2 separate regions of the Homo sapiens genome follow, and region 1 is linked to region 2. A link is a loop called in an ENCODE intact Hi-C map of the cell type or tissue named here. Cell type or tissue: ascending aorta. All regions are shown on one strand. Links, peaks and the distances in the headings refer to the core of each region. The heading gives the core; the rest is flanking DNA. Region 1 overlaps SHROOM3 (shroom family member 3). Region 2 overlaps SHROOM3 (shroom family member 3).

The links. Hi-C counts contacts between places; a loop is a spot of excess contacts. Peaks named below come from ENCODE experiments on the same cell type or tissue, not always from the same donor. Only the 100,000 strongest peaks of a DNase experiment are listed, where the experiment ranks them.
Region 1: it touches region 2 in a loop (2.4-fold over the local background); 11 of 110 quality-filtered maps call a loop at or near these places.

What each region holds. Positions count from the first base shown.
Region 1 is chr4:76,553,125-76,569,558 of GRCh38, reverse strand. SHROOM3 (shroom family member 3) reads right to left here. Exons shown (of 11, transcript NM_020859.4): 2 at 13,796-13,950. Among named protein-coding and RNA genes, the nearest start is that of MIR4450, 12 kb to the left of the region's middle. RefSeq lists an enhancer at 10,218-10,849. In ascending aorta, for the core only: CTCF peaks have their summits at 9,386 and 9,613; no DNase peak of the experiment used is centred there; H3K27ac peaks cover 3,809 bases.
Region 2 is chr4:76,501,825-76,518,258 of GRCh38, reverse strand. All of the region lies in intron 1 of SHROOM3 (shroom family member 3), which reads right to left. Among named protein-coding and RNA genes, the nearest start is that of MIR4450, 64 kb to the left of the region's middle. In ascending aorta, for the core only: a CTCF peak has its summit at 6,995 (motif pointing left); no DNase peak of the experiment used is centred there.

The DNA.
Region 1 (16,434 bases), core at 5,569-13,568, 49 kb before region 2:
AAAAAGGAGCTCTGGCTTTTGGAGTTTTCTATTTTTATGTATGCCCTGAGAGAGCAGGCTTGGCTGGTGCTAGAAAACCTGACTTCTCTTCCTCATTCTGTGGTTTACTAGACCTGTGACCTGAGGCTAAGTCCTTTCATTTCTGGGTGCTTTGACCTTCATAAAGCAGGCAGCAGTTTCTCCAAAATGACCCCTCTGGAGGTCAGGAGAGGAGCCTTGCCAGTGACCTCTCACCCATCCACCCCGTACTAAAGTTTTATATCCATCGTTATTAGCAAGTCACCTTTTCCCATTGCTTTATTTCCCCCCCTGACAAATTGGATTTCGGTCTAATTTTAGTTTAACTTTCACTGGTGAGAAACGTAAGCCCCAAACCCTCCTCGGTTGGATCTGTTCTTTTACTCATAAAACAGCTAACAGTATGGAAAACTACTTAGTGAAAAATAGAAATGCCTCCATTCAGCACATATATGCTGAGAACTGGTGCCAGCACCTGCTCAATAACTATGGTTGAACTTATGAATGAGATGATTGATAACAGTGTGCCAAACCCAAGGCTGAGTTTTTTTTCTATACACAGGTTGTCTTTATGGCTACAACCTCCATATGAAGTGTGGATGGTTGTCTTTACTTCCCAGATAAAAAAGTGAGAGGTGAAGTCACTGGCCAAGATCTCACAGAACGGGCAGGGTTGTAAACCAAATTCTATCAGATTTAAAGCCAGTGCTCCTAACCGCTGCACAGCACTGCTCCCTGAGGGGTAGGAGGTGGGAGTAGTAGAAACAAATCCAAACCTCCAAATAACAAGGTGACTGCAAAGAGTACCTATTCCAGTGAGACTTGAGGAAGCTGAGGACAGAGAGAAGGGTGGGTCCTGCTACAAGAAGCACCCCTGAAGCCAGGCTCCTGGGGACCTCACTCCCGAACAAGGGCTGGGGACAGGCTACCTTACTAAGAAGATACACAGGGGCATTAAGGCAGGAGGAAATTAGGTCGATCTCATTTCACAGAGGGGAAAACAAACTTCGAATATGATCCTTCTTTGGTGGGGGATACAGGAGAAAAGTGTGGTCAGTTAAGTGATGAAACTATTGACCATATTCCATAGGGAATAGAAGGATAGTGAAGATAAGTGCAGACTGCCTGTCCAGCAGCTCTTAATGCAGGAAAAATAACTAACGCTATTTGATGATGTAATTAAAAACAGCCAAGATTTAGACAGCAATTTATTATACCCGTGAAGGGGAAACTGTTACTATCCCCACTTTACAAGTCATGAAACCATGGCACAGGGCAATTAACTTGTCCAAGGGCCCTCAGTAGTAAATGTTGTAAAGCTGAGAGGCAATGTCAGGCAGCCTGGCTTGGAGCTGGCTCACCAATATTCAGTGAGCACATTTGTGTGCCAGGAACCATTCCAAGCACTGCGGATACCACACCGAACAAAATCCCTGCCATCGAAGAACTTATATTCTAGTATGTGTGACAGAGAGACAGGTAAAAAATAAAGATTAGAAGGGTGTGAGGATACAGGAGAAAGGGGACTGCGATGTAAAATGGACTCTGCAGGGGATGCTGACATTTGAGCAAATACCTGAAGGAAGTGAGGGAGCAAGTCAGAGGGGATAATTGAGGAGATTTTTAATTTAGTTAAAAAAAAAAAACGTTCAGTACCATGTAACCACCAGTAAAAAACAATGGGTCTCTTCAATTGTTCGCTTCTTTAAGTTATGAGGGTGAAGGACATACAAAATGTGTCCTGAGAAAATTCCATGAAAGATTGTTTTAGGTGTCCAGGGCTTGTGGGCCCCTACTTATTTACAATCAAAAAATAATAGTGGCTCATCCCTAAGAGACACCTTTAAAGAAACATTCCAAAGAATCTTTTTAGTTATTTATTAATTTTTTTGAGATGGAGTCTCGCTCTGTTGCCCAGGCTGGAGTGCAGTGGCACGATCTCAGCTCACTGCAACCTCTGCCTTCCGGGTTCACGCCATTCTCCTGCCTCAGCCTCCTAAGTAGCTGGGACTACAGGCGCTCACCACGACGCCCGGCTAATTTTTTGTATTTTTAATAGAGACAGGGTTTTATCGTGTTAGCCAGGATGGTCTTGATCTCCTGACCTCATGATTCACCCGCCTTGGACTCCCGAAGTGCTGGGATTACAGGCATGAGCCACCGCACCCGGCTGAGACGGGGTTTCACCATGTTGGCCAGGCTGGTCTCGAACTCCTGACCTCAAATGATCCACCCACCTCGGTCTCCCAAAGTGCTGGAATTACAAGCATGAGCAACCGCGCCTGGCACCCAAAGAATCTTTTAAAAATGCTCCTTAGAATCACAGTCTTCATGAAAACAACATAGCAACCTTCCTACGTAAACAATAAACACACTAACCAAGCAACTGTCCCCACATGTATAATTTTACACATCCCACCCACTAAGCAAACGCAGCATCAGACTAGAGTTTGACAGCAGAATAAGAGGGGAGTAGAAAAATTGCGTTTTTCAAATGCACTGACAAACTGTACTAAGCAATCTGGCAGCTGGTCTACAGACAGCGGCACGGGCCTCTAGACTAGGTAATACAATTAAACAGACATTTTAGCTACTGGCAAAAGCACAAAGACGCTAGTCTTAGAGACATAATTTTGCCAACGACTAATGAGGCTCTTCAGAGCTGCCACATGCGAAGATGCCCAAAGCAACAGAACCATGAGGAGACAGGTGGTAAAAAATACATATTTGAGGTAGCCATCTTAATAAACAATGATCAAAGGAAAAAGAACCCACAGTTCATCTCAAGTCAGATGGAACCAGGTGTTTCTCTTTGCCTAATGAAGTCTAAGAGCCTACTACTGCTCTCAGTAACCCACAAACCTATACTTTAAGATTCTTCTCCAGGACCTTCATGGGACACTTGTGATCTTAGAGCAGTTAAATTAAATAAAACAGAAAAACAGAACAGGACAAAGCTTGCCAGGACCTTCGAAGATCTGATTTTCCATTAAGGATATGTGGAGGGGGTGGTATTTAACAATCCTTTATGGAAACCATTTCTCTACCCCTCATTCTCAAGAAATGGGGGATTTATGCTAAGGGTATACAAAGTGTGGTTTTTGAAACATGGGGGCTGATGAAATAAATGAATACAGTTGTAGCTCTGCATTCATGGGGGATTGGTTCCAGGACCCCCTCATAGGTATCAAAATCCATGGATTCTTAAGTCCCTTGTATAAAATGATGTCATATTTGCATATAACCTATACACTTCCTCCTGTATACTTTAAATCATCTCTGGATTACTTATCCTACCTAATATAATGTAAATGCTACGTGAATCACTGTTGTATTGTTTAGGGAAGAATGACAAGAAAAAAAGGCTGTACATTTTCAGTACAGATGAACCATCCATTGTTTTTTCTTGATTTTTTTTTTTTTTTTTTTTTTGAGACAGGGTTTTGCTCTGTCGCCCAGGCTAGAGTGCAGTGGCCCGATCATGGCTCACTGCAGCTTCAATCTCCTGGCTCAAGCAGTCCTTCTGCCTCAGCCTCTTGAGTAGCTGGGACTACAGGCACGCACCACCATGCCCGGCTAGTTTTTGTAGAGACAGGGTCTTGCAATGTTGCCCAGGCTGGTCTGGAGGCAGACCTGGACTCAAGGGATCCTCCTGCCTCGGCCTTCCAAAGTGCTGGGATTATAGGGATTACTGCACCCAGCCTTTTTCTTGAGGCGCTTTTAAAGTTTCCAATACAGGGCTACACCCCCACATCTATTAAATTAGACTCTCTGAGGCTGGACTTGGAGGTTCACGCCTGTAATCCCAATACTCTGGGAGGTCCAAGGTGGGAATCATTTGAGACCAGTCTGGGCAACAAAGCGAGACTCTGTCTACAAAAAATAAAAAAATTATCTGGGTGTGGTGGTGTGCACCTGTAGTCCCAGCTACTCCGGAGGCTGAAGTAGGAGGATCACTTGATCCCAGAAGGTCAAGGCTGTGTTCATGCCACTGCACTCCAGCCTGGGCAACAGAGTAAGATCTTGTCTCAAAAAACAAGTAAAATAAAATAAATTAGAATTTCTGGAGGTAGGAGCCAGGAATTAGTTTGTTGTTGTTATTGCTGTTTTAAAACTCCCTTGGTAATTCCAATGTGTAGCCCAATTTAAGAAGGAGTAGCTTTAAGCCATTTTGATTCAAGTATTCAGAGTTCCAAATATTTGGTTCATCTTCTAAATGGGACTCATCCAAACTTACCTGTCCTAGCTGATGCATCCAAATTTAAAACTGGGGGGAAAGATTCCACCATAACTTTTATTTGATCTCAGAACTCAGACCTCATATCCTAAAGGCTCAGACAGATATTTGAGTGCCATTCTTTTTTTTTTTTTTTTTTTTTTGAAATGGAGTCTCGCCCTGTCACCCAGGCTGGAGTGCAATGGTGCAATCTCAGCTCACTGCAACCTCCGCCTCCTGGGTTCAAGCGATTCTCCTGCCTCAGCCTCCCTAATAGCTGGGATTACAGGCACCCACCACCACACCCGGCTAATTTTTTGTATCTTTAGTAGAGATGGGGTTTCACTATGTTGGCCAGGCTGGTCTCGAACTCCTGACCTCATAATCTGCCAGCCTCAGCCTCCCAAAGTGCTGGGATTACAGGCATGAGCCACCGCACCCAGCCTTGAGTGCCATTCTTTAATGGTGCATTCATTAATTCTTTAATGGTATAGAAGGTTGGCTCCTGTCTGGAATACATTTGTCTGAAGTAAAGCTGTGCTAGCCCAAGAATGAAATGTGGTCTTTTATCATCAAACCTCCTTCACTAGGAACAATAGAACATTCCTTTGTATGAAGCTAGTGTTTAGTGCATAGCCAGTAAGCATATGTAACCCATTGAATAAAAATAGCAGTTATCATTATGTGCTACGGGGGAAAAAGATGTCCCCTTCCTCATTACAGTAAGGGAGTCTTATTGCATACCTCTCAGGAAACCTAATAATGTGTTACATGAATTTTCCATGGGAAGGAACAACTGGTTAGGAAATAAAATACTATACTTCTATACAGTGACATTCAAGCCTAGAAGTCCAAAGAAGCCGAAAACTGCTCTGAGAATGGTCCCAGCAGGATTGAAATACCTCCTCAAAGCATACTGAGCAAATTTCCATGATGCCAGGCCTCTTGGAAAAGTTTCTGGGGGTCAGAGGCCACTGCAGCTGCCTCCTTCCTCTCCTCTCAACCACTTGCTCAAGTGGAAAAAATGTTTAGAAGGGTAAGTTACCACAGTTCTCAGTTATACTGATCTCCCCTCTAGGGAAGTCTCATCCTGGGTGCAAACGGAAGTGCAGTTTGGGATTTGTACTCATGTCCCAGGCATCTGCCAGCCCTTTGCCCAAATTAAGAACTTCAAAGAGCAGATGACCAGGATGAGTGAAGTAATGAAGGGAGAGCAGAGCGGGGCATGGGAGGGTGGTCACAGCTCTTCAGGAGACATGTGGAGGTGAGAGGTAACATTTCAGACACGAGACGCTCCTAACACAGAACCATAGAGTGGTACTGCCTGCCATGCTGGCTGCCACTTCAGCTCCTGTGCTTTCCTCCTGTGGCACGTGGTGGGGACACACTGCCTTCCTGCCCCTTCATACAGGAGTTAACCACAGAGCACAGCATCGGGCCTTTTTTTGTGTCTTGAAAGTCAGTTCTTGGAACTTACCATGGCACAGAAATATTTCTCATTTGTCTTCTGTGTCCAGGAGAGGTAGAGGAAGCCACACTTTTATGCACAGAGGTGAGTTCCTTGAGCTTCAAGACCAGTTTTGCAATTGCCTATAAAAAGGTCACTGCACCTTTTCTGTTTGTCCTCACCTCCCACTGCCTGCCCACTTGATAGTTATCTTTTGATGTCATAACTTTCCCAGAGGCAGCATATTGTGCTGTCTAAAGAACATTATGTTTTCAAATTGCTCAGCCTGGGTCACATGTGCCTATATAACCTGACCAGTCCTTGGAACAAAAAAACACCAGATGGTGCAAATACACTTGCGTAGAGAGCCCCTTCCTGCAATCCGAGCTTCCTCTCCTGGAGCTCAACCTTCCACCAATGAGCTTCAACATGGTTCAAAGTTAGAACTCTTTCAACTTACGTTCGCCAGAGAATATGGCCTTTTTTACAAAATCCCATTCTGAACTTGGGCCTAGTTGGTACTGTCCTTTAAAGCCACATTTCCTCTTAGCAGAAAGGTTATAATCAGAAGCTTTAAAACCTATGTGTTCTCATTTACAAAAATGAGTCAAATCAGTGCCATTAAATAGAGCAATCATCAGAGAATGTGGTCAGGTAACTTTTCATGAGACTGTACAATAGAAGCTCCTTATGAAATAAAGATTAATATTTTACTATGATGAAACATTTTATATATACTATCTTATTTCATCCTTATAGCAACTCAGTATGGAACTGTTCTCCTCCATTTTAAGAAGAAATTTAGTCTTAGAGAGATTGAGTAGCACCGTGGTATGATGGCCAGACCACAGCAGAACTGAGACTGGAATCCAGATGATATAATGTCTTCCTCATGCTGTTTGCAATTTCATATCTGAGAATTGGCACCTTCGTGCTACACAATCTGGCTTGCAGATTGTCAATTTATAAGAAAAAAATATGCTTTTTATGTTCTAGAAAAGTTTCAACCCTTCCTGTCAACTTTATTGCCTTAAAAATAGGGAGTTCTGTTCCATTTGCTTTTAAAGCTTTTAATAAATTGCTTCTTTAAACTGCTTTAAAAGAGTCAGAAAGAGACATCAGGTGGTTAATCTCAAACTGCTTTAAGAATGTAGATGCTTTTTCAGGAAATAGAGTCAGGCAGGTGAGGGGGTGGAGAGGTGGCAAAACAGTGTGAAGGAAGTGAGGAGGTGGTAGTGAAAATATTCCAAGAAATTATTTTCTTTTATAAACTGTAACCATGAGCTGGAAAAGGCACTGATTTGCACAACCCTTTTTATTAATAGCTAATAGAGTTAATTTTGTATCCTTTCAGAGGACTTAAAAAAGTTCATTACAAAGTATTTCTTTTAAGATCATTGACTTGCAAATCCTGGGTGAGTTACAGTCTTGCAATTCAATCTAGAAATATAAGGTCACAGAAATCTGACACTGAGGTAGCAAGTGTGTCAGCCAACCATCCCATTCCATTCTAATAATGTCATCTCACTAGTTTATAAAAAGAAACTATTCTGTTAACCCTCAGAAACATGGGACGGTGAATTCGGGGGAGTGTGGGCCCAAGGGTCTTGGTGAACTTAATTTCATCACCATTTTTGTTAGGAGGGAGGAAGCAGCCACTAATGCAGCCCAGAGTTTCATTTCCAGAGGCTGCTGCAGAGACTCAAGTCTGCTGGGCATCCAAAGTAGTCCGGTGCATTTCCTTCCCAAAGGAAGTTCAAGGTCAATGGGGAATCACCTCTTCATTCAAAATGTTTTCTTAGATGAATCAAACATAAGCTTCTTTGTTTTTTTATTGTTTTGAGGGTTTTTTTTGTTTTGTTTTTTGAGACAGAGTTTCGCTCTTGTTGCCCAAGCTGGAGTGCAATGGCGGGATCTTGGCTCACCGTAACCTCCGCCTCCCAGGTTCAAGCGATTCTTCTGCTTCAGCCTCCCGAGTAGCTGGGATTACAGGGGCACGCCACCTCTCCTGGACAATTTTTTGTATTTTTAATAGAAACGGGGTTTCACCATGTTAGCCAGGCTGGTCTCGAACTCCTGACCTCAGGTGACCTGCCTGCCTTTGCCTTCCAAAGTGCTGGGATTACAGACGTGAGCCACCATGCCCGGCCTTGTCTTTTGTCTCTCTCTCTTTTTTTTTTTTTTTTTTTTTAGCATCACAGATATTTCTAAAAGGAGGAGGCAGTGGAATAGAAAGCACTAGTTCATGATTTCACTGCTTGAGGGGCCAAAAGTCCCTAAGACTTACATCCTCGAAGAACTAGACTCTTATTTTGGCCACTAGTATGTGGCCTTGGACAAGTCCTTACCTATTTTTGGATGCATTTCCCTCATTTCTACCTCCAGGCAGAGACTCAAGGGCTGAAAGTCTTAAGACCTAGATTCTCACTCTAGCCTAGATTCTCACGCTAGCCACCTCTACATGGGCAAGTCATATAGCCTGGCATATACATATTTTAGGCAGATGTTTATTGTTTTTTACTTTTTCAATGCTGCTTTCTCCTCAATCTCTCTTTTCCCAGCAAAATGTGATCTACCACTGATACTACTACTACTAGTACTACTAAACACGTATATTCAGCCAAATAAAAAAGAATTGTTTCCTTCCAACACATCAACTCATAGAATAAATTGATGGGAAGGGGAAAGGTTACATCAAACTTGCAGAGGTGATGGAAAGCTTTGGGAGGAAGATTCCATTTTGAAAAGGGGCTCAATTTTCCCTACCCTCTGCTCTCTTTGATGCCCAGAAAGATAATTTCCCCACCAAAGTCTTCCCATTAACTAGGACTTCATATGCTGTGTTCTAGAGATTAAGGTGGAACTTGTCAAAGAGATAATTTACTTAACAAATATGCAACTTGTTTTCAGTAGATTCATGATTTAATAACTGTACTAAATACCATACCCACATGATTCTTATTTAATCCTCACAACAATTTTGTGAGGCAAAAATCAGACAGATTAAATTACTTGCCCAAGGTCACAAAGCTAGTGCCTATGCCATCAGACTTCAAACCCAGGCAGTCTCAAATCTGGTAGTGCTGGACACCGCTATCTCAGGTATCCTCTCTGACTTTTGCCTGGCTTGCATAGCATTATAAAAAAGTACGAAATATTTGAAATGAAATATACTCAAGTTTTTCTTTGCCAACTACAAGTAAAAACACAAAAAATTCACTTACAACAAATTTAGGAGTAGGATAGTATTTGGCAAAAATAGCACCTCCAGCTTTCTTTTGATTAATGAAGGATTAATAAGTAAATAAACAAAATAAATAGCACCTTAATGCAGAAGGTTGGAAGGTTAGATTTGCCAAGGAAAATGGAGAAAAGATCAGAATTGGGATTAAGGATTCATTGATTCTAAGGCCATTCTGATAATCCAATTCAGGATAGGAGTCTGAGTCTGAACTCAGGGTAAAAATATGTATTTATATGAATACACAGCAATTAACCCCAGCAATCTGTTCTGGAGGTCAAATATAGCTTCCTATTTTTTAAATTCAAGTTTTAGATTATCTACAAATAGCAGTGAGCATTCCTTATACTAAACGCAACTTCCATTACCCTCAGGGATGATAAATTAAACCTGAAGACCCTTTCCTTTGTCAGTTTCCATTTTAAAGGTTACCCGATCCCTGGACAACTATTTTACACGTATCTACCAGATAAAGTCTCTGTTGATTTCAGGGAGGATTTGGAGTATGATTCTCATTCGTGTCCATGTCTGCTTTCCTAATTAACATCCTTTGCACTGTCCTTGCATTCCACAAGGGTTTTCTGCAACTGGGAGCTGTTTATTTTCCTTTGGGAATGTTTTTTCTCTGACCCACTTATTATTTTATCATTTCTTCTCCATTTATCCACTACTAGCTGTTAACCTTCACTCTTCGTGTATCAAGCAGCAGACACATGCTCTGTTGTTGCAGCGTCCACAGCGCCTCCTTCACGCCCTCCTCCCAGAGAGGGCTAAACTCTGCCTTCTTTATGGGTCAGCAGATCTTTGAAAGTCTTTGACCCACAACTTACTTGAGGCTTTGCATTTTTCTTGTCACTGTAGCCTTTTAAGAAGGTGTTTCTACTTTTTATTGTTTTTGGTCACTGGGTAAGACAATCCCAAAACTTATATAAACACTATTACCCTGCTCTGTGTTCTTGGCATTTTTATGATGGATGTGAAAGCCTGACATGAGGTGCCGCCCTCGCCCAGCCAAAATAACTTTAAGAGAAAAAGAGGCAGGTACATGGCTGCCAAAATATACATTTTGACTACACAAATGATTTATTCATGAAACAGACATTCCTTCCTATTATGTTTCCAGGAAGACACCCCAGTCTTTTTTAAAGTATAGAGATCACATAGAAAAAAAGAAAGTTAATAAATGAAATGTCCTTAGTCACTCTGGCATCAATAAATCAAAGGAAACAGAATCTCAGGACGATGACGTGTGCCAAGGTATAAAGGTAAGACTTCTCAGGAAAGTGACGGCACTACGAAATACAAAGCCAGATTAATCCAGCGCAAAGAGGCTTCTACCCGGATCTCTGCAAGGTAGGGGAGGAATGTCCATCCATGTCTCTGGAGGCGTGTTGATAATCCCCATCTATAAGCATGTGTCAGATGTAAAGGCAGCCTCCTTTTCCTTTGAAAGTTCAACTATAAAAATCAACACATAATAGATGAGATAAGACATATTCAAAAGGCATCTTAGGGACAAAATGTTTCCCACACCAGAAGCAGAAAGTGCAAGAACTGCTCAGTAACCTTATCGATTGCATTAGCATACGTAAAGAAAGAATGTGTCAATCAGGAAGAGGATTTGGTGTTGACGAGAATGAAAATGGAGAGGAGAACGTTGGCAGCATGATTCCCTGGGGCCCAGAGGGGAAAGGGCCCTTGCTTCTGGATGTGAATCTCTGGCCGCCTGGCAGCCAAGCCCCTATTAGGAAGATGGACCATCTGGCCATCAGAGTGGATCCTAGCAAATACTGGTGCCTACAGAACTATTCTCTTCACTTGGAGTTGGAAATCACTATGCAAACTCCTGACCATAATTAGACTTCCCATTTAGTTTTCTTGTAGGGATAAAGTACTATATACTGGTTTTTGGTCCATATGGCATACTTTTCACTTATAGTTGTCTTTTCCAAAATGAGTCAGTGTAGTAGCATTCTGGTTTATATCCTTCAGTTTCTTGTGATTTGGATACTGTGAATTAACACTCCTAAATTCCACAAGGTCTGAGACAGTCATGACCAATTCTGGACCTGTAAGCTGGGTACTAGCCCTTAAATGGTTGTAAACTCACTAAGAGAATGAAAGGGGGGGCCTCCAGATAACCAGGGAACCAGCATATATGGTATTATGGCAATACTTCTCCATATTAGCATGTGTCACATCTCTCTAGCCTAATCCAGAATAATAATAATCAAATATTGCATATCCACTGTGTACTTACACTTACTTCACTAATGCCCTTTCAAGGTAAGAATGATTATTTCCATTTCACAAATGAGGAAACTGGGGCTTAGAGAGCCCAAAGTCACACAATTTGCAAATAACCAGACCAGATTTCAACCCCATATCTGTCTGTTTCCAAAGGTTCTACTAGAAGAAGTAATTCAAATCTTATATCACCATCTATTAGAAGGCCTACCAGAAGCCACCATGATTATTCTTCATAGCAGGAAACAGAGCAGCCCTTTCCAGAGGCCAATCTATCACCACAGTCATGTTGAAACACATCAGGAGTGTGGATTCTGCCATTAGTACCCAACAGATCAATGCCCAGTGTTTCCAAACTGGGCTCCTGGGTTCCAATGCCAAGGTGAGTTCAAAACCTTCAGCACTCTCTGGACACAAGGAATGGCCCCATGGTTCTGAGCTTGTCTACCCATCTGTTTGAAACATCAGCCCCATGTTTGAGATGACTGCTTACTTTACTGAAATCTGGATCTGCAAGGAATGAGCCTATGCCTAGAGTTGGCCAATAATAATAGAAATAATAGCAGCAGCATCTCTTGTTACCTCAGAGTGTTTCATCTAATCTTTCCAATCACTTTGTAAAGTATGTTGGATTGCCCAAGTATAATTGCCAAAAATTGCATATATTCAAAGTGTACAATGTGATGATTTGATATATGTACACACTGTGTCATGATTACCACAATCAAAAATCAAATTAATCAACACACAGTTACCTGTGTGTGTGTATAGTGAGGACACTTAAGATCTATTCTCATAGCAAATTTTAAGTAAACAATACAGTATTACTAACTGTAGTCACCATGTTTTACCTTAGGTCCCCAGAACTTATTCATCTTATAACTAAAAGTTTGTACCCCTTGACCAACATCTCCCCATTTCCCCTGTGCCCCAGTCCCTGGCAAACACCATTCTACTCTCTGTTTCTGTGAGTTTGACTTTTTTATACACCATGTATAAGTGAGAAGATACAGTTTTTACGGTTCTGTGACTGGCTTCTTTCACTTAACAAAATGTCCTCCAGGTTCATCTACATTGCTGCAAATGGCAAGATTTCCTTCTTTTTTTATGGCTGGATAATATTCCTCGTGTGTGTGTGTGTGTGTGTGTGTGTGTGTGTGTGTATACATAAACATATACATATATACACCACATTTTCTTTGGTTTGTCCCTCCATGGATACTTAGATTGTTGCCATATTTTGGCATAAATACATATATTTAAATCCTCATTTAAAGATGAGGATATTGAATTTTCAGTGAGGTTAAGTAATTTGGCCAAGCTCACACAGCTAACAGGTGACAGCCCTGGAATTTGAACCCGGGTCTGTCTGAATCCGGTGCCTATGCTTTGAGCCACTCTGCATCACTGACCACCAGAGAAGCAATTGCTGGTTGATGGCCCTGTAGACAGACCAGACACAGCCCAGCACACTAGGGAGAGTCACTAGAGCCTGGAGACACAGTGGGACCACAGTCATCGCTGTGTTTTTTGTGGCTGGGAGGAGCTGCTGTTCCCCTGAGCATGGGCTCACTTAGGAAACATTTGAGAAATGAATTAATGCAGGTCTTTAAGAGGCCATCTGTGGCATGATGGAAGACCAGCTTACTTTCTACAGCCTGAAAATGGTGGGGCTTCATTGATGACTCCTGAAGTCTCAGCCAACTAGAACATTCTTAAATACTGTAACATTAGCTGCTATGTGAGGCAGCTGAAATCTAAGGAAGAAATATTCAAATATGCAAAATATTTGGGCCTAGCGCTTAGCAGGTCAAGATAATGATGCTCAAGTGGCATGAAATAGAATCAGGCAATCTGGATTCTATTCTGGCTTTTCAACTTATCAGCTTGGCTACCTCCAGTAACCTATTTAATCTCTTGCCTGTAAAATGGGGATAGTGATTAGCTATCTCATGGGGTTCATGTGCAGATTAAATGAGCTAAGATGTGTAAAATGTCTCAAGCAGTGCTTACTAATAGAGATCAAAAAAATAATTCAATTCCCATCCCCTTTCCATAAATAATTTCCTCCACGAAGGGTTGGTTCCCGGGAGTACAAAGCTTCTGATGCTAAGGCATTAAAATCAAACACAACCCAACACTTTCCCAACAGAGGAATCACCACTATTGAGACCAGAAAACAAAACAACCAATGAGAGAATTTGCCTGTTTTGAAGAACCCTGTGATGCAGGTGTGGTTCCCAAAATGCCACTGAAAGCTCCAAGCCAATTTCTTTCTCTAGTCCCACCAGACAAAAAGCTTATTAGAGCTCTGACCGCATCTGGGATGAGTGTCACTTTTCATCAGGTCCCAAAATTTAGGTAGTCCAGTGAGGTCTATCCCTGACAAACCAGTACCTGCTGGGAAATGAGTGTTCTGAAAGACAGCAGTGTCTGAAATGTCTTCACCCCACTTCCTCCCCACATCCCACAAGATAGGAAAGAAAAAAGAAAAAAAGGCAGGATCCATACATGGAGGTTTAAAGCCAAGCTACCAACCCCGAGCTCTTTTCCCAGAGGTGGGGTAGGGTAGGGAGAGAGGTGGGGTGAGGTGGTAGGAGGGACAGGGTGGGGGTCTGCCACCTACCTGCGCACTACCAGCCTGAGGGTCTTGTAGGATCCTTTCACCAGGGAAACTGCCTCCTTTCTGGAGCTGCTCAGAGTCACCTCATTGATGTGCACAACCTCATCCCCAGCCTGCAGTTTGGAGCTCAGGGTGTCTGCTTTGCCCCCTTCTTCGACCTGCTTGGAGGGAGAGATGCGACAGCCACGAGTGAGCTTTCCCCTGGCCTGGGGTCTGTCCGGCTATCCCGAGCCCAGCTTAGACTCCTGCAGAGCCCAACGGACCAGCTAGGGCCACACCCCAGCGCTTGCAGCCAGAGGGAAAACTGTGAGAGCGCAGGGACTGGCTCTGGGTGTCCACACCCTCAAGAACCAGCACCCTGCCTGCCCAGGGAGGGCGCCCTTAAACATCAGCTGAATGAACGACAGAACTCAGTTTCCATCCAAAGGCCATTATCCCACGGTGCTCAGGACATCTCCCCAGCCCTTGCTTTACATCTTCAAAAAGTCCACTCAGGGCAACTGTTTTATCCCTTTAGAAGAGCAGTCCCCAAACTTTTTGGCACCAGGGACCAGTTTTGTGGAAGACAATTTTTCCACGGATGGGGTGTGGGCGGATGGTTTTGGCGTGGTTCAAGTGCGTTGCATTTATTGTGCACTTTATTATTTTTTCATTATAACATATAATGAAATAATTATACAACTCAGCATAACATAGAATCAGCGGAGCCCTGAGCTTGTTTCCCGCAACTAGATGGTCCCACTGGGGGCGATGAGAGATAGTGACAGATCTTCAGGCATTAGATTCTCATAAGGAGTGTGCTACCTAGATCCCTCGCATGTGTAGTTCACAATAGGGTTCGGGCTCCTGTGAGAATCTAATGCTGCCACTGATCTTACAGGAGGCAGAGCTCGGGTGGTTATGTGAGCAATGGGGAGCAGCTGTAAATACAAATGAAGCTTCACTTACTCATCCACTCCTACTGTGCGGCCTGGTTGCTAACAGACCACTGTAATGGTCCGTGGCCTGGGGGTTGGGGACGGGTTACATTAGAAGTTGAGTTCCTCTGGCCGGGTACGGTGGCTCATGCCTGTAATCCCAGCACTTTGGGAAGCTAAGGCTGGCAGATCACAGGGTCAGAAGATCGAGACCATCCTGGCTAACACGGTGAAACCCCATCTCTACTAAAAATACAAAAAAATTAGCCAGGCATGGTGGCAGGCACCTGTAGTCCCAGCTACTCAGGAGGCTGAGGCAGGAAAATGGCATGAACCCAAGAGCCGACGCTTGCAGTGAGCTGAGATCACGCCACTGCACTCCAGCCTGGGTGACAGAGTGAGACTCCGTCTCAAAAAAAAAAAAAAAAAACACAAACAAAAAACAACAAAAAAAAGTTGTGTTCCTCTTACCTTACTTTTTGTTCTAAAATTATAATTCATTGGATACATAAAGTAGTACATTCAGACAATGGAATATTATTCAGCACTGAAAAGAAATGAGCTATCAAACCATGAAACAACATGAAGGAAACTTAAAATGCATATTTCTAAGTGAAAGAAGCCAGTCTGAAAAGGCTACATACCACACAATTTCAAGTGTATGACATTGTAGGAAAGGCAAAACTAGGGAGGCAGTAAAAAGATCAGCAGTGGCTGAGGTTAAAGGGAAGGGTAGGATGAATATGGTGGCACAGAATATTTTAGGGCAGTGAAACCATTCGATATGATATTGTAGTGGTGGACACATGCCTTGTACATTTGTCAAAACCCATAGAATGTACAGCACCAAGAGTGAACCTACTATAAACTATGGGTGACAGGAGATGTCCATGTAGGTTCATCAGTTGTAATAAATGTATCACTCTGGTGCAGGATTTTGATAGTGGGGGAGGCTATGTGTATGTGTGGGCAGCAGATACATGGGAAATATCTGCACCTTCCATTCGTCTTTTTTTTATGAACCTAATATTGCTCTTAAAAAATAAATACGCTGGCTGGGCACAGTGGCTCACGCCTGTAATCCCAGCACTTTGGGAGGCTGAGGCAGGTGGATTTGGATTGCCTGAGCTCAGGAGTCCAAGACCACCCTGCGCAATGTGGTGAAACCCTGTCTCTACTAAAAATACAAAAATTAGACGGGTGTGGTGGCACACACCTGTAATCCCAGCTAGTTGGGAGGCTGAAGTGGGAGAATCGCTTGAAACCACGAGGTGGGCCTCGTGCGGTGTCTCATGCCTGTAATCCTAGCACTTTGGGAGGCCGGGGTGGGTGGATCACCTGAGGTCAGGAGTTCGAGACCAGCCTGGCCAACATGGTGAAACCCCGTCTCTACTAAAAACACAAAAATTAGCTGAGTGTGGTGGTGCATGCCTGTAATCCCAGCTACTCGGGAAGCTGAGGCAGGGAAATCATTTGAACCTGGGAGGTGGAGGTTGCAGTGAGCAGAGATCATGCCACTGCACTTCAGCCTGGGTGATAGAGCGAGACCCCGTCTCAAAAAAAATAAATAAATAAAAGAGAAAAGAAAAGAAACCAGGAGGTGGAGGTGCAGTGGGCCGAGATTGCATCACTGCTCTCCACTCCAGTCCAGCCTAGGCGACAGAGCGAGACTCTGTCTCAAAACAAAACAAAACAAAACAAAAATGTCCTGCACTATTATTCAGT
Region 2 (16,434 bases), core at 3,383-11,382:
CCTAAAGAATTATAGAGGTTTGAACCTCCCCAAAATGTCTGTCTTTCCCCCTATTTATCAGAAGTTGAGATAATTTGATATTTTATATGATTCTTAAGAGTCAAGCTCTCACCCTCCACTAGGAATACACACACACATACACACACACAACCAAAATAATCATCTTGCAATTTCTGAGGGTTGACAGATATTTCCTTATAACTTAAATAAATCTCTCATTTTAAAAGCTGTCCCTCTGGACTAAAAAAAATCTGATTTAGAAACTTTACCACAGTCAATTCATATCATTTACTTTGTAAGGAAAAAGTCTTCATGTTCCTCTTCTATATGCAGCCCTTGCTCTGCTGCAGCCGCAATATCCCGGTGAGGCTACCGGGAGGTCATTCAATCCACTTCCTTTCCACGGGGAATGGCTGGGAAGCTTTGGTTAAATGAGTGGTCCAAGGTCACATGGTAACAAATTCTGGCCCAGAGTCCTAATCTGAAAACCCTAGTCTTTTCCTCTCTCTGCTAGCATACACAGGCCCTCATTGGTCTGAGAATTAGCAGAACAGAACCCATATTGTTGAAGAAATTTTCAAATAATCAGCCACTGACTACAGCCCTAACATCCCCTTTATATATATATATATATATACCAAACAAACAAACAAAAACCCTAAGCAACTCAATCAGGAGAAATTCTTTTTAAGTTTCATTTACATGGATAAGAATCCTAAATCTTACCTATCTAGCACATCATGTCAAAAAACTACAAGTTAACCAAGCAAGAATTCTGTGAAACTACCTGGTCAGACCAGCAGAGCTGAGAACAGTGCCCTGGGCATGCAGGGTTAGGGATGTTCTGTATTTGGGATGCCCTGTACTTGCGATGCAGTGTTACCACCTGGGATAGGGAGGAAGTGAGCCTTTTTTAGACACTGTATCTTTGATAGTCCAGGTGATTTGCCTACACCCATCCAATGCCAACTGCATGTAAACTGGGGTGACTTGTTAGTTCCTGGATGACAAGGGTATGACCCAAGATGGGCAGACACACGGACTCTTTCTCACCAGGGCCTCTGGCAGACATTTTCCATGTATCAAAGCTCAAAGCAAAGTTCTTTTACAGCAAAGAAGACCAAGCAGTTGTCACTGAGAAGAAACCTGATTGCTCTCCTTGCAATGATCCTTTCAGCACTAAATATCTAATCCCATTGTAAGACTGAGAAAGTCACCAAGTGTGTTGTATTGCAGCAGGAAATCTATTTGAAGACAGTTTTAATAACAAGATAAATAGAAGTTCCAAAGGGTAGGAAAGGATTTCCTTAAGTGAGAACATAAATAACTCATCATTAAAATCTGGGTATGATGGAAGCTTGGCTGAAAGCAAGACTCTGGATTGGCTAGCTCAGAGGGAGTTCTCAAACCTCCCTGTAAAACTTTTTCACAGATTTCCTGTTCATGAGACTTGGGGTGGGATTGGAGGTAGCAGCTATAATTTATGAAAGGATCCAGGATCAGAAACTTAGAAAATCAGATCTGGAGACCCAACTTAAGTGTAGTTATTGGCTAGACTGTCCTCAGGGACTGCCCTGGTGATGTACACCAGGACTTTGTGTTTCTGTAATGTGCTTATTGCATAATATCTATTAGCTGGTGATTTTGGTTCCTTTTTTTTTTCTAAATCATGCTCCTGTTTTCATATATTATGAGCAAAGTGCTGTTATCTGAGAGTATCAGCTGACTCAGACCATTCAGTTCAGGGATTCCTCTAGGCTCCTGAGTAGGGGCTTAGATAGGGCAAATTCTGATGGTCTTACAAGGGAACCCCAGTCCTTCATGTCATAAGAGCATCTCTGCCTATAGCTTCATCTGATCTCAACACAGAGAACTAATAAGGTAGGGACATGGCATGATTTGGACTTCAGGAATATTACTTTCCTAGTTGGAAGGATGGATAATAGGAGCAATATTACAGTCTAGAAAACATGTTACAAAGATATTGCAATTGACCAGGCTAGAGAGAAAGAGGAACTGAACAGGAGAAATGACGGAGAAGAGATATACATTTGAGTAATAGTAGGAGGTAAAGTCAGTATCCTTGGTCATTCACTAACCATAGTGGGTGAAGGAGCAGAAAGACTCTGTGGTGACTTCAAAGAAGGATCACAACCCACTTTCCCTCTCGGTCTACTGCTAGTTTCACACACTAACCTGACTCCCAATCTCTCTCATTATCTTTGTGTTATTATGAAGTATCATTTCTGGTTATCAGACATGGCTTCCCATGTAATCATTTCCCATGCCAGGCCCTGTGTCAACAGTTGAGCTTTCTACCCACCTGGAGTTTGAGAACAGATCAAGACCAGCTTATGCCTAATATCTCAAATTAATTATTTACCTCATAAAGTAGTACCAGGCAAGTGAGACTGATAAGTCTGTCCTAGCTTAGAAGAAAGACCACCTACATGACTTCTCAACATGACTTTAAATAATAAAATTAAATTTGGCAATGGGAAGTCTACACCCAGACAAGTCTCGGCTTGAGTTTATATGGTTTTTAGACGTAAAATCCAACTCTGGTCACTGACTGATACTGCAAACCCAGAAACATTAACCAAGAAATATTTCATATCCTCTGCTCTATTGGAATAAAACCCAAGCCACTGAGGAGTTTAAGGGCAAAGGACAATTCGAAAACCTGGAAGCAATGGTCAATGTGCTCATTAGAAGTTCTAAAGGAAATAATAATAATAACAATAACATTCTGAAGACCAGAGCCCAAGGGAATCTCAGAGAACAATGGAAATTTCTATTGTGTTGAAAATCATGGAATCAGCCTCTCTTCTCTTGTTTGGTTTTCATTTTCTTCCTTCCTTCCTTTTTTTTTTCAGACAAGTTCTCATTATGTCATCCAGGCTGGAATGCAGTGGCACCATCTTGGCTCACTGTAGCCTCAACCTCCTGGACTCAACTGATCCTTCTGCCTCAGGCTCCTGAGTAGTTAGGACTACAGGCACATGCCACAACATCCAGCTAATTTTTTTTTTTTTTTTTTTTTTTAGACAGAGTTTTGCTCTGTCACCCAGGCTGGAGTGCAGAGGCGTGATCTCAGCTCACTGCAACTTCTACCTCTTGGGTTCAAGCAATTCTCCTGCCTCAGCCTCCCAAGTAGCTGGGATTACAGGCTTCCAGCACCATGCCCAGCTAATTTTTGTATTTGTAGTAGAGACGGGGTTTCACCACATTGGCCAGACTGGTCTCGAACTCCTGACCTCAAGCGATCCACCCACCTTGGCCTCCCAAAGTGTTGGAATTACAGGTGTGAGCCACCACATCTGAACTTTTTTAACAAATGGGTCTCACTATGTTTCCCAGGCTGGTCTTGAACTCCTTGGCCTTACAATGTGCTGGGATTACAGATGTCAGCCACTGCACCCAGCTCATTTTCTTTCTTGAGCCAAGTATTTTCTCTTCCATCTTTCCTCGTTGTCTTGTTCTCCTTCCCTATACTTCATTTTTAATTTTAATTGAATTATATTTTAAATGTTTAATATATTTATTGAATAAAGTTTCACGCTTCATATATTATTGAGATGTAATTCGCATATCATAAAATTAAATCCACATACTATAAAATTCACCCTTTTTCATTGAACAGTTCATTGGCTTATAGTGTATTTACAGAGTTGTGGAACTAGGACCACTATCTAATTTCAGAACATTTTCATCGTCCCAAAAGAGACCTCATATCCACTCGCAGTCCTACTCCATTCTCCCCTATACCAAACCAGCCCCTGGCAGCCACTGAAGTACTTTATTTTTCTATGGATTTGCCTGTTCTGGGCATTTCATATGAGTGGAATCATGCAATATGTGGCCTTTGGTGTCTGCCTTCTTTCAGTTTTTTAAGGTTTCTCCACATTGCAGCATGTATCAGTACATCATTCTTTTTTATGGCTAAATAATATTCCATTATATTGATATACCACATTTAATGTATTCACCATCAGTTAACAAAAATGTGGGTTTCTCCACTTTTTGGCTATCATGAATAATGCTACTATGAACATTTGTTTGGATGTATGTTTTCATTTTTCTTGAGTATTTACCTAGCAGTGCAATTCCTGGCCATATGGTAAGTCCATGTTTAACTTTTTGAGAAACTTCCAAACTGTTTTCCAGAGTGGCTGAAAATTGTTACTATGCTTCATATTTTTTACTTAAACCAGTGAACGGCTTAAAAATTTTTGAAGTCAATTAAGTTGCTTTTTGCTTCCCTTTAGGCTTTGATTTACTTTTAATGTAGGTCTTTGGTCCTCAATAAACTGAAGGGTTCTACCCCTACTCCAGGAACTGTAGCAGCAGAACATTTTAAGTGATAAGTTAATGACTATAAAACGTATGTCATTTTTTAAAGATCAATGTCTGACCCGGATAAGAAAAATCAAAGTCCCAAGTCTTCCAGACTCCCCCTCTATTCCTCAGAATTTTCTCAGTGCCTGCCAGCTAAGGTCAGAGATATTATCTCTGTAGGTGTTTGCTAATGCCAATGAAGTCATTTTCTTTTAAAGGCTTTTCTGCCGCAATTACCCAGTTCTTGTTTCCTGCTTAAAGCATACTACCGGTAAATGTGATCAGTGAGATAGAAGTATTATTTTCCAGCCAGGCACGGTGGCTCATGCCTGTAATCCCAGTGCTTTGGAAGGCCGAGACGGGTGGGTCACCTGAGGTCAGGAGTTCAAGACCAGCCTGACCAACATGGTAAAACCCCATCTCTACTAAAAATACAAAAATTAGCTGGGCGTGGTGGCAGGTGCCTGTAGTCCCAGCTACGCGGGAGGCTGAGGCATGAGAATCACTTAAACCTGGGAGGCAGAGGTTGCAGTGAGCCAATATCATGCTGGCATGGGTAACAGAGCAAGACTCTGTCTCAAAAAAAAAAACATATTATTTTCCCCTCAAACATCAGAATTAGAATCAGCAACCAGCTTCCCCTTCTCCCACACTCAGCCTGAACAGCTTTCCTTGTGTTTAGCTGGCATTGTCTCCCTTTCAGAGTCGAAAGCATACATGTAAAACCTCTGATAGGGAATCATGAAAGACCCGACAGTAGAAAGTTCCACCAAGGGACCTTTGAAGTCAAAGGAAAGGAAGGATGAGTCTTTGACACAAAGTTAACCTACTGCTCCTGCTCTCAGGTGGAAGCTGGAAGCCCTGCATCTGTGGAGGGTGACTTAGCACCATGGCAGGCCTGAGATGGCACGGTGCAAGCATCAAAGCAATTCACAAGACTTGCTCATGTAGATGTGGGTGCACTCCACAGTTTGGGTACTTTTATGACATTGTGAAAGAAGTTGGTTATGATCCAATCCACCTTGTTTCTTCCCTGTATTTCAGCAAAACATTAACCATTTTCTACCCTAGTTCCTCCTTAAAGCTCACCCCAGTTGGTCATATCTCTGGTCTGTGATAAGGCCTTTACCAAATTTTCTGCTAACTGTCCCTCCGTGGGAGCACCTCATCAAGTTGAAAGAGAAATGTATGATTCCACGCTCATTGCAGTATCCGATCCCTACCACAAGTCCCTTAGGTCCAGGTTAGGTTTTCTTTCCCCTTCCCACCCCCAATCATTTTGGAGGTAATTTAGATAGTAACCACCAAAAAGGCCACCAGTTTAAAGGTTAAAACATTTTCCCTCCTTGTCCCTCGATCCCCAAGCACCCTGCAGAGGGTGTGACCCCTAAAGCAGGTAGAATCCTGCGGAAGTGAAGAAGCCCACATTGTGGTGAGAAAATGGCCCACATTCCAGATCTGCCAGTTTCTTCTGCTGCTTTCCTTAATGATTTTCTGCTCTTACCACTTAGCAGGAAGGAAATAAAAGAAGGAAGAGGATCCTCTCTGAAAAAAAAAGGCTCTGTTTATAACCTGCCCTCCTTCCTCTCCTCTGGAGATCCCCTCTGCTTTGGAATCTCAGGGTATGAGCCCAATGCCATTGTAGGGGTTGCAAGGTCAGTTTCCAGTTGCTTAAGTCATGTGGCATCTATCAGAACCATTAAACAACTTCTTCCTGGTACTTGTGTCAATTTCCTTCTAGTCTACATGTCAATCCTTTAACTTGACCTTTGGCCCTATCTTTTTAGCCCTTCCATTCTACTCCCACTGCCTCTCTTAGGTCAACTTCTGCCTGGAAATCCCCAAGGTCCCTGAAGAAAGAGGATCTTTCTATTTAGGCCTCAGGCCCACTCCCTCGGACCTCAGGTTGAAAATATTCTCCTGAGGGTCACCTCACCTGTGTCTCAACTAGGCCCCTGGCCTCTTCCCTAGGGATCTTCAGAACAACCTTCTTTAGATTCTGAGGACAGGCCCCTCACTCCGTTTCTGCAATGGGGTTTCCCATCTCACTTCATGGTCTGTCTCCCACTTTCTCACCATCCTTTTCCAGCCCCACCTGGCCAGGAGTGATCAGCTCCAACCAAGGAACACAGAAACCCAACCCACAGATCATCGAGATTTCCTACTATTGTTTATAATTGGAACATATTTGAATAGACTGGCAACACATGGGTGTTTTATTTGAAATTTTTTCCCTGAGAGAGCACTACCAAGCCCCCATACTGCAAATCCTCCCCGATCCTGGAAGACAGAAGTTGTTTTTATCTTGTAAAGCACATAGCTGCCATTCTGCCAGCAAGACCCCTGCTCATCACAGGTGAAAACTTGAAGGGTATTTTTCCAAGAAGCAGTAGAAGTGATAGAAAAAGCCTTGGAGAAATTGTAGGCAGAGGTGTTGTTGAGTGGTGACTTCAGTGGATATATTGAGAGTAGGGGAATTCCGATTATAGCGATAAAAGCATAATTCTAGGGACATTAAACCTGGGCCTCATAGAAACCACTAAGAGCAGGTAGTGATCTTAAGCCACCTAGATCTTTTACTTTATAACATAGTGTAAATTAAATAATACCATCTTATCCTACTGGTTTTGGCAAATGGCAGCCAAGAGCCTAGTCTTTTGCTGCCACCTTGTGTTTAGGAGACAAAAGTCTAAATTCACAATTGCTGTGGCATTATTATTATTATTATTATTATTTTTGAGATGGAGTTTCCCTCTTGTTGCCCAGGCTGGAGTGCAGTGGCGTGATCTTGGCTCACTGCAACCTCCACCTCCCAGGTTCAAGCGATTCTCCTGCCTCAGCCTCCCGAGTAGCTGAGATTACAGGCGCCAACCACCACACTTGGCTAATTTTTTGTATTTTTAGTACAGGCGGGGTTTCACCATGTTGGCCAGGCTGGTCTTGAACTCCTGACCTCAGGTGATCCACCTGCCTCGGCCTCCCAAAGTGCTGGGATTACAGGTGTGAGCCACCGTGCCTGGTGAGAAATGAACATTTTAGAGCCAGAAGAGATCTTAGAAATTCTCTAGTCCAGCTCCCTTCACTTCACTGATGAGGGAACCAAGACCTAGATTGGGACCAAAGTCTCCTTGTTCTTTCCCCTGTGCCACACTACCTCTCTGGTCAATTACACTCACATCACATGCACATATCGAGTCCTCAACAACTAAGGCCATTGAAGTACATGGCAGAAAAAGCCAGTCTGTCCAAATCCATAGGTGTCTCATTCAGTGGAAACATTTCCAGGGGATTGTGCAGTTGTATATGACAAGGCCAGGTGACCAATGACAACGAGAGCTAACACTTAGCACTCACTGTGGATCAACTGCTGTGCTAAGCACTTTGTGTATATCTCACTCAATTCTTTCAGTAACCCTATAAGGCAACAACTATTATTACCACCATCTTATATTTAAGGAAATTGAGGCTTAGAGAGGTTAAGTAACTTGCCCAAAGTCATTCAGCTACATCTGGCAGAGAGAGAACTCAAACTCAAGTCTGTAACTAGTACAATCTGTGCTCTTGCCCCCATTTTTTATTACTGATTATACTGACTTTACCTCATCCCATTCTTCAGAGATAACATTATTACAATTTGATATATTTCCTTTCAGCCTTTTTTAATGCATAGATAAATATTTTTATGGCACATTGAAATTGATTTCAACACGTTTGTACTATAAAATAATACTGAGGAGGTCTTATATATAAATCTTGGTCTGGATCTCAGTATTTTAATGATAGATTTATAGAAGGAAAAGTACGGGGTCTAAAATTACAATCTTAACTGAGGATTTTGGTATTGGCAAACTTATTTTCAGAGTGCCCGCACCATTTCACAGTCCCACCAATAGTATATGGAAGTACTCACTTTAACACTTCCTCACTGACATTGGAAGTGTTCATATTTGCTCAATTTTGCCAAAAATAATTTAAATTTTGGCAAATTTCAAGGATCTAGTAGATGAGAGCAATACATATCTGAGAATTTCAGACCTAAGGTAACCTAAATGATCCAATAAGAAAAAGACTCTTAGCTCACTTCTGAATATGTGTAATTCTATATGGAAAAAATTAGGTAAAAATTGGGTAAATGTCCAAAAATTCCAAATAAAGTATTTAAAGAGTCTGAGAGTGCTCACTTTTTTGGACATGGCTGAGTAGGAGGCACCATCATGGGAGTCCACACCTGCCACAAGGAACCCAGTGCCAGAAACTCAAGAGCCAGGAAATTGATCTAAAGCTGTTGGTCAAGCGGTACATGTTTCTGGCCAGAGGAACCAACTCCACCTTCAACCAAGTTGTGCTGTAGAGGATATTCATGAGTGGCAGCAACAGGCCAGATGATCAAGAAAATGAAGTTTCCTGGCCAAGAACACAAAATGAATGGTTGTGGGGATCATAATTGGAGGGCAAGGTCCTGACCTGGACGCCCCCAAAGTCTATGCATTGTCCTGCTCTTTCATCCTCACAAGGACCAAGAAATATACAAGCATTTCAGTAAGGCCCCAGGTACCTGCACAGCTACTCCAAACCCTACACCAGAGGCCAAGAGGCCAGCTGTACTACAAAAACTAACCGGATCCTGTCATTATTAAAAATATTGTGGATGCTGGATTCGGAGGGGGGGATATGTATACACTGGCAATGAACAATCTGAAAATGAAATTTTAAAAAAATTCCATTTATAATAGCTTCAAAAAGAAGAACATACTTAGAAATAAATTGAACAAAAGAAATGCAAAACATATTGCTATGGTTTGAATGTATGTGTCCCTCCAAAATTCATGTTAGGATCTAATAGTCAGTATGATAGTATTAAGAGGTGTGTCTTTTGGGAAGTGATTAAGTCATGAACACTCCAACCTCATGAATGGGATTAGTGCTGTCATGAAACAGGTTGAAGGAAGGGCTCTATTCCTTTGTCCTTCCGCCTTCCACCATGTAAAGTCAAGCAACAAGGTGCCATTTTGGAAGCAGAAGGCAAGCCCTCACCAGATACTGAATCTGCTGGTGCTCTGATCCTGGACTTCCCAGACTCCATAACTATGAGCAACAAATTTATGCTGTTTACAAATTACTTGGTCTAAGGTATTTTGTTATGGCAGCAAAAATGTACCATGACACATATACACTGAAAACCATGAAACATTGTTGAAAGAAAATTTAAAAGACCTAAATAAATGAAGGACATCCCACGTTCATTGATTGGAAGGCTTTATATTGTTAAGATGGCAATATTCCCCAATTTGATCTACAGATTAAATGTAATCCCTATTAAAATCTCACTTGGCTTCTTTGCAGCAACTGAAAAGCGATTTTAAAATTCATATGGAAACTCAAGGGACCCAGAATATCCAAACAATCTTGAAAAAGAAGAAAGAAGTTGGAAGACATACTTTCAAATTCAAAACTTACTACAAAGCCACAGTAATCAAGACAGCATGGTACTGGCAGAAGAACAGACATAAATAGAATATAATAGAATTGTGAGTTCAGAAATAAACCCTCATACTTATGGTCAACTGATTTTCAACAAGGGAACCAAGAAAATTAAATGGGGAAAAGAATAATGTTTTCAACAAATGATGTTAGGCCAGCTGGATATCCACAGATCAAAGAAAAAGCTGGACCCTTAGCTCATACCATAGACAAAAAGTTAAAATATCAAAAAAAACCTGAATGTAAGAGCTAAAGCTATAAACTTACAGAAGAAAACACTGGCATAAATCTTCATGACCTGGAATCAGACAATGGTTTCTCGAATACGATTACAAAAGCACAAGTAATAAAAGAAAAAAATAAATTGGACATCATCAAAATTTAAAACTGTGTTTCAAATGACAACATAAAGAGAATACAAAAACAACCCTGATAATGGGAGAAAATTGTTGTAAAACATGTATCTGATAGGGGCTTGCATCTACAATACAAGTCTTAGAATTCAATAATAATTCAACAATAAAAAGACAATTCAATTTTTAAAATGAGCAAAGGATTTATATAGACATTTCCGATAAGAAGATATACAAACGACCGGCCAGGCATGGTGGCTCACTCCTGTAATCTCAGCACTTTGGGAGGCCGAGGCTGGCAGATCACGAGGTCAGGAGATCGAGACCATCCTGGCTAACATGGTGAAACCCTGACTCTACTAAAAATACAAAAAAATTAGCCAGGCCAGGCATGGTGGCGGGCGCCTGTAGTCCCAGCTACTCGGGAGGGGCTGAGGCAGGAGAATGGCATGAACCTGGGAGGTGGAGCTTGCAGTGAGCCGAGATCACGCCACTGCACTCGAGCCTGGGCAACAGAGCGAGACTCCATCTCAAAAAAAAAAAAAAAGAGAGATACAAATGACCAAAAGTGCATGAAAAGATGCTCAATATCTTTAACTATTAAATAAGTGCAAGTCAAAATCACAATAAGATACCACTTCATACCCACTAAGGCAGCTATGATCAAAAAGACATAATAACAAGTATTGGTGAAGATGTAGAGAAATTGGCCCTGCTGATTAGAGTGTAAAATGGTGCAGCTGCTTTGGAAAACAGTTTTCTCTATAACCTGATATAAGGTCAATATTTGCATGTGTTATTTGGTCATATGAGTCTATCTGGAATCACATTTGGATTTATTTATTAAATTGTTTAGATATTTTATGTCCTTTTTAGTTTTCCTCTGCTTGATCAGACATGGACCAACAAAGGTGATTAAAACCTTCTCCTTTTATTTCTTCTTCCTTGTTGCATAAAGTTATGTGATAACTCCATTATCATTGCAAATTATAATCTTTTTCATTATAAATTTTTTCTTTGCTTCATTTAAGAAGAGTTCAGGCTTATTTGACATTAATAATGTGAAACAAGGTTCCGTTTTTTAGTATTCACCTTTTATGCCTTGGTCCATATTTTTGGTTATTATGGAGAGGACCAAATATATAAAATAGAGTACATTATTTTTACATACATGGGATCATAAATGGGGGAAAGGAAGTATGGAGGGAGTACTGTAAGAGAGTTAAACGTTCATCTTCCATAATAGAAAGTCAATAGATAATACTACATATGGACAAAAAAAATGAAGAAGATCCATAAAACATGTTATTAAAAATATGATGATAAATATAAAAAGAAATAGTTGAGAGTTGAGTAGTTGCTGCAGGGAATCAGGAATGAGGTAGGATGGGACTGGGGAGGAGAGGTTACTAGTATCTGTAGCCACTCTGTTTTGGGATACTATATCCTTCATACCCTTCCCTTTCCTTTAAGGGATTGATAATTGATTAAGATGATTGATACTAAACACAGATAACATTATTGAGAGCCCACTATGTGCCAGGCTAAGATACATCCTGCAGTATCTGTGAGGGATTGGTTCCAGGCCCCCTCATCCACAGACACCAAAATCCATGGATGCTCAAGTCCCTTATATAAAATGGTATAGTATTTGCATATGACACACACACATCCTTCCATATACTTTATTTTTATACTTTTTGTTTTTTATCATACTTTAAGTCCTGGGCTACATGTGCAGAACGTGCAGGTTTGTTACATAGGTATGCACGTGCTATGGTGGTTTGCTGCACCCATCAACCCATCATCTATATTAGGTATTTCTCCTAATGCTATCCCTCCCCCAGCCCCCCACTACCTGACAGGCCCTGGTGTGTGATGCCCTCCCCCCAACCCGTGTCCATGTGTTCTCGTTGTTCAACTCCCACTTATGAGTGAGAACATGCAGTGTTTGGTTTTCTGTTCTTGTGTTAGTTTGCTGAGAATGATGGTTTCCAGCTTCATCCATGTCCCTGCAAAGGACATGAACTCATCCTTTTTTATGGCTACGTAGTATTCTATGGTGTATATGTGCCACATTTTTTTATCCAGTCTATCATTGATGACATCCTTCCATATACTTTAAATCATCTCTAGGCTGAGCATGGTGGCTCACACCTGTAATCCCAAGCACTTTGGGAGGAGGAGGCAGAAGGATCACTTGAGGCCAGGAGTTGGAGACATAGTGAGACCCTATCTCTACAAAAACTAATAATAATAATAAATTAGCCAGGCATAGTAGCATGAGCCTGTAGTCTCTTTGGAAGGCTGAGGTGGGAGGATTATTTGAGCCCAAGAGTTCAAGGTTGCAGTGAGCTATGATCATGCCACTGCACTCCAGCCTGGGCAACAGAGCTAGACCCTGTTTCAAAAAAAAAAAAAAAAAAGTCACAATACCTAATACAAGGTAAATGCTTGTAAATAGTTGTTATACTATATTATTTTAAAATTTGTATTATTTTTATTGTTGTATTATTATTTATTATTTTTTTCCCAAATATTTTCAATTTGTGGTTGGTTGAATCCATAGATGCAGAACCCACAGATACAGAGGGCCAATTGTATGTATGGATGTATAAAGTAAGGGTACAGCCATGCCTGGAGAAGGGTTGTAGTGTTGGGTCCCAGAGCTGAGTCAAAACAGAAGTGTACATCTTTAAAAATGCAGAAAAAACATATGATAAAATTCAATACCTATTCATGGTTTCAAACAAAATCTTAGGAAAGTAGGAATGGAAGGGAATTTCCTTAAATCCTTAATCTTCTCAAGAACCTTAGTAAGGTGGGTACTATTGTTACTGCCATTTATCAGATAAGGAATCTTAAGTTCACAGGGCTTATAATTGGCAACATTATGCCTGGCTGTGTGACTTGAGATCTTCTACCTATTGAGTTATCTTAGGTTAATGGGACATGGGTACACAAAGTAATCCTTAAAATGAAAAGAACTCAAAGCTATACTCTTTGTACATTCTCTCATGTCCACAAGAGGGCACCAGGATTCATTAAATTCAAGCCCAATAGTCAAATGTTGAAGTAATTGTAGAGAATCAAACTGCTTAAATATTAGTAAATTTGAAAACCTACAAGTGTGTATTCTCCCAGGTACACCTGCAACTTGGGTCTGAATTGGCCAGCTCTGCACTTTTCAATGATAAAATCCCATTGCCAGTTAGAGTCTTCATACATTTCTACTTACCCCAACCATCCTGGGACATCCAGATGATAGTAATGATAGATTGCTTAACCAGCTTATCTGCCGCTCCACCATGCAGTGATGTTCTATGTAGATGCTATTTCAGTGAGTTTCAATTAGGAGAAAGTGAAGGAGAAAAGTACCCTTTCAGGGAGGATGTATCGGACTTTAGGGGCAGGGGATTATAGAATGTGTAATTTGCTTTTACACATACTATATTATTAATCTCTAATAAGGGCAATCTATATTTAAAAGTTCAAAAAGCTTAATCATATTAAAATTTATATTTGGAAAATAGCTTATTGTTTCCATAATACGTACATTAAACAAAAGTTTCATGTGGATTTTTTATGTTTATCAAAAGGAGGCAGGAGTTTAAAAAACTGATAAGTCGGCCGGGCATTTTGGCGCACGCCTGTAATTCCAGCACTTTGGGAGGCCGAGGCAGGTGGATCACCTGAGGTCAGGTGTTCACGACCAGCCTGACTAATGTGGTAAAACACTGTCTCCACTAAATACAAAAAACTTAGCCAGGCGTGGTGGCGCATGCCTGTAATCCAAGCTACTTGGGAGGCTGAGACAGGAGAATTGCTTGTACCTGGGAGGTGCAGGTTGCAGTGAGCCGAGATCGTGCCATTACACTCCAGCCTGGGCAACAAGTGTAAAACTCCGTTTCAAAAAAAAAAAATTTTTTTGAGAAGTCGGCTTCTCTCTCAACACATCTGGGACTGTACAAAACATTTATATTGCAGAACATCAAAATCTCTTACAGTTGTCTCTTCCTTTCCATGTTTACTGGCACTTCTTCGGTTCAGGTCCTTGTTTGTTCCTTTTTGTTCATGGAGTTTTTGTGATTGTGGGGATAAAGCCAAGACCAGGGAAAGGGCTATAGAATTGGGTCCTAGAGCTGAGTCAAAACAGGGTTGGACATCTTAAGAGATGGAAAAGTCTTTAATAAAAGTCAGCACACATTCATGGTTTTAAACAAAAGTGTAGAAAAACAGAATAGAAGATAATTTTCTTAAACTAATAAAGGATATCTACCAAATGCCTTCCACAGATATACTTTGCTGAGTTTACAAGATCACTAGACAAAGGGTGAATATACAAAAATCAATTATATGGCCAATCACCGTGGCTCACACCTGTAATCCCAGCACTTTGGGAGACCGAGGTAGGTGGATCACCTCAAGTCGGGAGTTTGAGACCAGCCTGGCCAACATGGTGAAACCCTGTCTCCACTAAAGACACAAAAATTAGCTGGGCGTGGTGGTCCACGTCTGTAATCCCAGCTACCTGGGAGGCTGAGGCATGAGAATTGTTTGAACCTGGGAGGCAGAGGTTACAGTGAGCTGAGATCATGCCACTGTACTCCAGCCTGGGTGACAAAGTAAGACCCTGTCTCAAAAAATATATATATATAATAGCAACAAACAAAAGACAACATTTTAAAAAGAATACTATTTACTATAGCAAATCGAACACATAGGAATAAATCTAATGAAATATGTATAAGAACTTTACACTGATAACCACAAAATATTACTGGGAAAATTAAAGAAGACCTAAACATAACGTTCATGAATTGAAATGTTTAGATGTTAATTTTCTATGAATTTATAGATTCATCACAATCTTCACCAAACTCTAGGCATGTGTGTGTGTGTGTGTGTGTGTGTGTGTGGAAGTTGACAAACTATTTCTAAAATACATATGAAAATGCAAAGGACCAAGAATAGCTGAGGCAATCTTCAAGAACAAAGCTGGAAGACTTCCACTTCCAGTTATCAAGAGTCATTATAAAGCCATAATAATCAAGATTGTATAATATTGGCACAAGGATAGACAAGAAGATAGACCAGTGGGATAGAACATAGCATACAAGAAAACAACCATATGTATACAGTCACCTGATTCATGAAAAGTATGACATTGCAGTGAACTGATGGAAAAGAGAATATTTTAAATAAAAGGTTCTAGGTTCACTGGATAGCCATACGAGAGAAAAAACGTATCAGGACTCTAATCTCACATCACACACAAAAATCAATTCCAAATGAATTGCAGATCCAAATATGAAAGATAAAACCAGAAAGCTTTTAGAATAAAGCACAGGAAAACATTCTTATGATATTGTAGCAGCAAACATGCCTTTTTAAAAACCATACAAAGCCATGTAAGGATATAGGTAAAACCAATGGTTCTTCGAATCTCTCTACTCTCACAAAATCGTTCAACACTTCTGATGCCAGAGGGTGGGGGGTTTTCCCCACACACCAAGCAATTCTCTGGCAGATTCTACAGTGGACACGAGCTAAGTATCCTCTAATTCAATTGAATTCTGTCACTATCTGCCTGGAGATAGTGTCAGGTCCCACAAGTTGAGGGTTCAGTCCCACAAGACTGCCCCCACCCCCCTTCAGATGCCAGTCACAAGCACAGAATGTGGCCTCTGCTTCTGAATGACCAGCTATCCATCGGATTCCCATGACCTCCACTTTGGTTTGATTAATTTGCTAGAGTGTCTCACAGAACTCAGGTGTCTTAGTGCATTTTCTGTTGCTTATAACAGAATATCTGAAACTGCCTAATTTATAAAGAAAAGGAAATTATTTCTTACAGTTATGGAAGCTAAGGAGCCCACGGTGTAGGGGCTGCATCCGGTGAGGGCTTTCTTGATGGCGGGGACTCTGGAGAGTCCCGAGACGGCACAGGGCATCACATGCCAGAGAGCTGAGTCTCTCTTCCTCTTGTTATAAAGCCACCAGTTCCAGTACCGTAATAACCCATTAATCCATCAATGGATTAATTCATTCATGAGGGTAGAGCCCTCGAGACCTCTTAAAGACCCCACTTCTCAATACTGCCACATTGGGGATTAAGCTTTAATATGAGCTTGGAGGGGATAAACATTCAAACCATAGCATCAGGGAAATACGTTACTTATGTTTACTGGATATAATAAAGGATACAGATGACTGGCCAGATGAAAAGATACATAGGGCGAGGTCTGAAAGGGTCCCATGT